Linked DNA regions of Homo sapiens: region 2 is linked to region 1. The links are chromatin loops, found by intact Hi-C in ENCODE. Cell type or tissue: mammary epithelial cell. All regions are shown on one strand. Each heading gives the region's core, and the rest is flanking DNA. Links, peaks and the distances in the headings are about the cores only.

Region 1 (2,907 bases), core at 166-2,665:
TGCTAGGATTACAGGTGTGAGCCAACGTGCCTGGCCAGGGTTGTTTTGAGACATGAATGAGGTGGACCTTTACAGGCACTTGGTTCAGGGCCTGACCCGTAGTGAGCATTTGATAAATGTTACCTATCTATGTTGTCATGGGCTGGGAGTGTGGGAACAGGAAGTGTCTCATGCCAGAAGCACTGTGAATTTTCTCCTTTAATCATTGCCTTCATTTTCTTTGAACCTTATTCAGATTGTCCATGCCTTTGTAATTGTAGACCCTCTAAACTATAATTAGTCCAAATAAAATGGACTCACCTTATGCCATGTTCTTGTTGAAGGGTCCTCTTTCTTTCTTTCTTTCTTTCTTTCTTTCTTTCTTTCTTTCTTTCTTTCTTTCTTTCTTTCTTTCTTTCTCTTTCTCTCCTCTTTCTGTCTCTCTCTTCTTTCTCTCTCTCTCTCTCTCTCTTTCTTTCTTTCTTTCTTTCTTTTTCTTTCTTTCTCTTTTCTTGCTCTATTGCCAGGCTGGAGTGCAGTGGTGAGATCTCGGCTCACTGCAACCTCCGCCTCTGCCTCCCAGGTTTAAGCGATTCTCCTTTCTCAGCCTTCCGAGAAGCTGGGACTACAGGCGTGCGCCACTAATTTTTGTATTTTTAGGAGAGACGGGGTTTCACCATGTTGGCCAGGATGGTCTCGATCTCTTGACCTCGTGATCCACGCTCCTCGGCCTCCCAAAGTGTTGGGATTACAGGCACGAGCCATTGCACCCGGCCAGATCTTCTTTTTTGTAACATGCTAAGTAATACAATCTCTATTTAGCTTGATGTCCACGGTGATAGCAGGATTCTTTTCGGATTTCTGCCATAGTTAATTATTCTGCATTCTTTTGTCCCTAGTGTGTCATATTGAAATTTTTCTTTTTTCTTTGTTTTTGATGACTTCTCCAGTTATTCATGCTAGTTTTGCATTCCTGTCCAAGAACATTTTTGCTGCTTGTTTATTTTTAATTTCATAAACTAAAGCGTTTGAGGTTTTAAAAACCCAGAATTGAGTTTTCTCAGAGCTGCTAATCTTTCTAGCCAGCTGGTGACGAGGCTTCTCAATTCTTGTTACAGGATGATGTGTTCTGTCCTCCTGTCTGTGCTTTGTCTAATTTAGATTCTAAATCCACATGTTTAGGACATTTTTAGCGTGTCAAAATTTATTACCAAAGTAGTGCTGACTTCAGGGAAAAATTTTTAATGGAATCTTTAGTCACTCATGTTGACACAAGGTGCTTGTCCTAGTGCAGGAATCTGTGTGGCACCACTAGGTGGTGCCAGACTGCATCATTTTTAAAGACAGCCTTTTCTCTTCCAACTCTTTTGCCACTGTTCTCTTTTTTGCTTCTTTGCCAAATTTGGACCGAGCTTTGAAAACTTCATATAAACTTTCTCTTAGTGAGTTATGTTGCTTATAGCTTTTCCCTCCACCTTGCCTGTTTTAGTCTTCTTGTTTCAATAGTTTTGATAGTTTGACATTCAGATAAAACTTAAAACTGAAGCCCAAAGTAATTACTAAATGTATCTCGACTGATCTGTGGTTTTAAATTCACCAACAGTGCATCTCCCTACTTGCTTAATCATATTGATTTTGAGATTAAATCAGTCTCATAAATATGTTAGTCTTCAGCCCACGGTAGTTCTCATCCATCTGCAGACTTTTTTTTTTTTTTTTTTTGAGATGGAGTCTAACTCTGTCACCAGGCTGGAGTACAGTGGCGCCATCTCAGCTCATGGCAATCTCTGCCTCCTGGGTTCAAGCGATTCTCTTGCCTCAGCCTCCCGAGTAGCTGGGACTACAGGTGCTTGCTACCACGCCCAGCTAATTTTTGTATTTTTAGTAGAGACAGGGTTTCACCATGTTGGCCAGGATGGTCTCGATCTCTTGATCTCGTGATCCACCCGCTTCGGTCTCCCAAAGTGCTGGGATTACATGTGCGAGCCACCACGCCCAGCCCCATCTGCAGATATTTTTACCAGTCCTATCCACTCATGCCTGTACCTTCTAATGTTATTAAAGTCAGTTTTATTATCATTGATGACCATGAGACTTAATCAAAAGGTCAAGCTAGAAACAGAGAATATTCAAAATTTCTTTCCAGGCAAACATCTGGGTTCAATAGAAGCTAGTTCACATGAATGGATCATGCTCTAGCTCTGTTGTGCTGGAGCTTTTTTGAAGGAATGCATTGTTACATACTAACCACAATTTTTACATTGTCCAGGGCAGGAGTAACCAGTTGGTTGATACTTAGTCAGGGGTTGTGTTTCGTAATCTGCTAGTTGTACTTGATGTTTAGGCATTTGAAATTTAACCTTGTGCCTTATTTGTGCTGAATTTACTATTGTTTCCTATTTGTAGTGCTCTGCAAAATTATTCTCAGTATATCACACATTTGTAATCATTGCCAATCACTGAATATCAATAACATGCTAGGTGATAAGAACTTCTATTTTTCAGCAGCATTATCATTCCCAATTTTACTACATCAGAGAGTTCATCATTATACAGTCAACTCATGATTATTAGGAGTAAGGAACGTAATAGCAGACCCTGAATGAGGGAAAAGAATGTGAAACCACACATAAACTAAAGGTGAAGTCATTTACATCCCTGAAAATGATTTTAAGATACAGAATGAGATGTTAAAGGATCAAAAGAAAATTATCGTAGCAATGAAAAATGCTACATGGTTTATACAAAGTCATGTCAAGCTCATAGACTCAGAGAGTGGTGTTAATCCTGAAGACCACTTGATGATTATGGAAGCCGAGACCCAAAGAGGTTAAGTGACTTACCCAGCACAGCGGGTTTGGGTGTTTTATAGCTGTTTGACTATATGAGCTATGATTGCTCTCATGTTGTGAGCTAAATTCCAAAGAT
Region 2 (2,907 bases), core at 230-2,729, 230 kb before region 1:
TTTTGAGACAGAGTCTCACTCTTTTTGCCCAATCTGCCTACCACACCCAACTAATTTTTGTATTTTTAGTAGAGATGGGGTTTCACCATGTTGGCCAGGCTAGTCTCGGAACTCCTGACCTTAAATGATCTGCCCGCCTTGGCCTCCCAAAGTGCTGGGATTACAGGCATGAGCCACCACGCCCGGCCTATTTTTATTTGTTTTAGAGATGAGGTCTCACTATGTTGCCCAGGCTGGTCTCAAACTCCTGGCCTCAAGTGATCCTCCTGCTTTGGCCTCCAAAGTTCTGGGATTACAGGTATGTGCCCCTGTGCCCAGCCAGGACATTTTAAAACTTTTCTCCAAGCCCCAGTGTTTTTATACCCTGCCCGATTTGAGCTGGCTGGTGGAGACAGGGCTGTCCAGTTCTTTGTTTTTGAGACAGAGTTTCGCTTTTGTTGCTGCAAGCTCCGCCTCCTGGGTTCAAGTGATTCTCTTGCCTCAGCCTCCCGAGTAGCTGGGATTACAGGCCTGTGCCACCACTCCTGGCTAATTTTGTTTGTTGTTGTTTTTGTTTTGTTTTGTTTTGTTTTGAGACGGAGTCTCGCTGTGTCGTCCAGGCTGGAGTGCGGTGGTGCGGTCTTGGCTCACTGCAACCTCCACCTCCTGGGGTCAAGCCATTCTCCTGCCTCAGCCTCCCGAGTAGCTGGGATTACAGGCACCCACCACCATGCCTGGCTAATTTTTGTATTTTAGTAGAGAAAGGGTTTCACCATGTTGGCTAGGCTGGTCTCGAACCCCTGACCTCAGGTGATCTGCCCGCCTTGGCCTCCCAAAGTGCTGGGATTACAGGCGTGAGCCACTGCACCGGGCCTGGCCAGTTCTTTGGGCCTCAGTTTCTCTTCTCTGCGAACTGTGCACCCACCATGGGCCAAGCATCGTTGTATGCCCTTGACATCCATCAATTCATTTAACTCTCACCGTTCTCAATAGGTAGATGCTAAGATAACCCCATTTTACAGATGAGGCCACTGAAGTCCTGAAATGTTGAGGGACTTTCCCAGCTTCCCAAAGCAGCAATGGGCCTAGCGGAGAGTCAAGGCCAGGGCTGATGACGGCAGGCCTCATGCTTTCTTCTCCACTCACCCTTACCTGCTTCATGAGGTTTCATCCAATGCCAGGAAGGTTGAGAGTTCGTGCGGTCTCGTGAAATGACCCACTGTGACCCCTGCCACTGGCATTCTGTGACCCTCAGCAAGTCCCTTCCCCTTTCTGATACTCAGAATCTCAGAGCAAAGTCCTTCCCATCCTCCCTCCACAATGAATGGGTGCATAAGTACATGAACAAATTAAGTATTCTTCCCCTCTGCGCCCACTAGAGTGCGCACAGGTGCCACTAACCGCCACCGTTCCCTTCAATTGCCATCCTTTCACAGGGGCCGCTGTGCCTTTCTATATACATTCCCAGCCTTTCCGCACTCTTGTTCCTCTGTGATTACTATTCCTCTACTCCAGTCTCTGTTTGCTTGCTGGTTTTTGTTGTTTTCATCCTGCAAATCTCTAAAAGTTGCCACAGAGCCTTTCTAAAAGGAGGCAGGAGGTGGCTTTGTCCATAGCCTCAGGAACACCAGCCTCCACCTGCTTGCTGAGGGCAGGCAGCTTCCCATCCCTCCCGCCCAGCCCAGGCCTGGCACAACCCCCAGGGCAGAGAGGCCTAGAGCTTGCCAGGGATCCCAGCCTTTGCCTCCAGCTCTCCTTGCTGCAGATGTCCTCAGTGCACCATTTCTAGTCTTCCCAGTAGCAAATTCCTGCTCAGCCCCTCCTAGCTGTACACCACAGGCTCCCTCTTGAAGAGCTCTGCTCTCTCAGGTACCCCTGTGCTGAACTACCCTCCGCCGATGCATCGAAAAAGCCCAGGCTCTCAGATGGGCACAGTGGCTCACACCTGTAATCCCAGCACTTTGGGAGGCTTAGGCAGGTGGATCACCTGAGGTCAGGAGTTCCAGACCAGCCTGGCCAATATGGTGAAACCCTGTCTCTACTAAAAACACAAAAATTAGCTGGGGATGGTGGTGAGTGCCTGTAATCCCAACTACTAGGGGGGCTGAGGCAGGAGGATTACTTGAACCTGGGTGGCAGAGGTTGCAGTGAGCTGAGATCATGCCCGTCCACTCCAGCCTGGGCAACAGAGCGAGACTCTGTCGAAAAGAGAAGAGAAGAGAAATAAGAGAAAAGAGAAGAGAAGAGAAAGAAAAGAGAAGAGAAGAGAAGAGAAAGAAGAGAAGAGAAGGAAGAGAAGAGAAGATAAGAGAAAAGAGAAGAGAAGAGGCCCAGGCTCTCAACCCCACCTGGGCTCAGATCTTCAGCTATGGGACTTCAGTTTCCAGTCTGAAAAATGGGACTTGCTATGGTTTGAATGCATCCCCCAGGAAGCACATGTTGGCAGTCCCCACTGCAACAGTGTTAGGAGGTGGGGCCTAATGGGAGGTGTTTGGGTCATGAAGTCTGTACTCTCATGAGTGGATTAATGCCAATCACAGAAGGGCTTGAGGCTGTGTGTTAGATCTCTTGCACTCTCTCTCACTCTCTCTCTTTCTGCCATGGGAATATGCAAGGAGGCCCCCACCAGATGCCGAGCAGATATTGGCACCATGCCCTTGGACTCTGGACTTCAAGAACCATGAGCCAAATACATTTCTGTTTATTATAAATTACCGAGGTATTCTGTTAAAGCAGCACAAGACAGACTAACATAGGTTGGTTGTGCCTTCTTGCAAGGTTGCTGTAGAGATTAAATTGTAGAACTAATGTACAGTGCCTGGCATCTATAAGTCCCCCTTAAATGGGAGCTTTTGTATTAATTTAATTTGTATTAATTAAAAAAAAATAGAGGTTGGAGGGAGGTCTTACCATGTAGTTCAGGCTGGT

The links. Hi-C counts contacts between places; a loop is a spot of excess contacts. Peaks named below come from ENCODE experiments on the same cell type or tissue, not always from the same donor. Only the 100,000 strongest peaks of a DNase experiment are listed, where the experiment ranks them.
Region 2: it touches region 1 in a loop (5-fold over the local background); 9 of 110 quality-filtered maps call a loop at or near these places.

The regions. Positions count from the first base shown.
Region 1 is chr22:29,624,472-29,627,378 of GRCh38, forward strand. All of the region lies in intron 1 of NF2 (NF2, moesin-ezrin-radixin like (MERLIN) tumor suppressor), which reads left to right. Among named protein-coding and RNA genes, the nearest start is that of NF2, 22 kb to the left of the region's middle. In mammary epithelial cell, for the core only: a CTCF peak has its summit at 1,290 (motif pointing right); DNase peaks (open chromatin) are centred at 1,320 and 2,250; H3K27ac peaks cover 2,500 bases.
Region 2 is chr22:29,393,789-29,396,695 of GRCh38, forward strand. It overlaps a transcript of RFPL1 not described here. Among named protein-coding and RNA genes, the nearest start is that of AP1B1, 6.7 kb to the left of the region's middle. In mammary epithelial cell, for the core only: a CTCF peak has its summit at 1,366; a DNase peak (open chromatin) is centred at 1,373.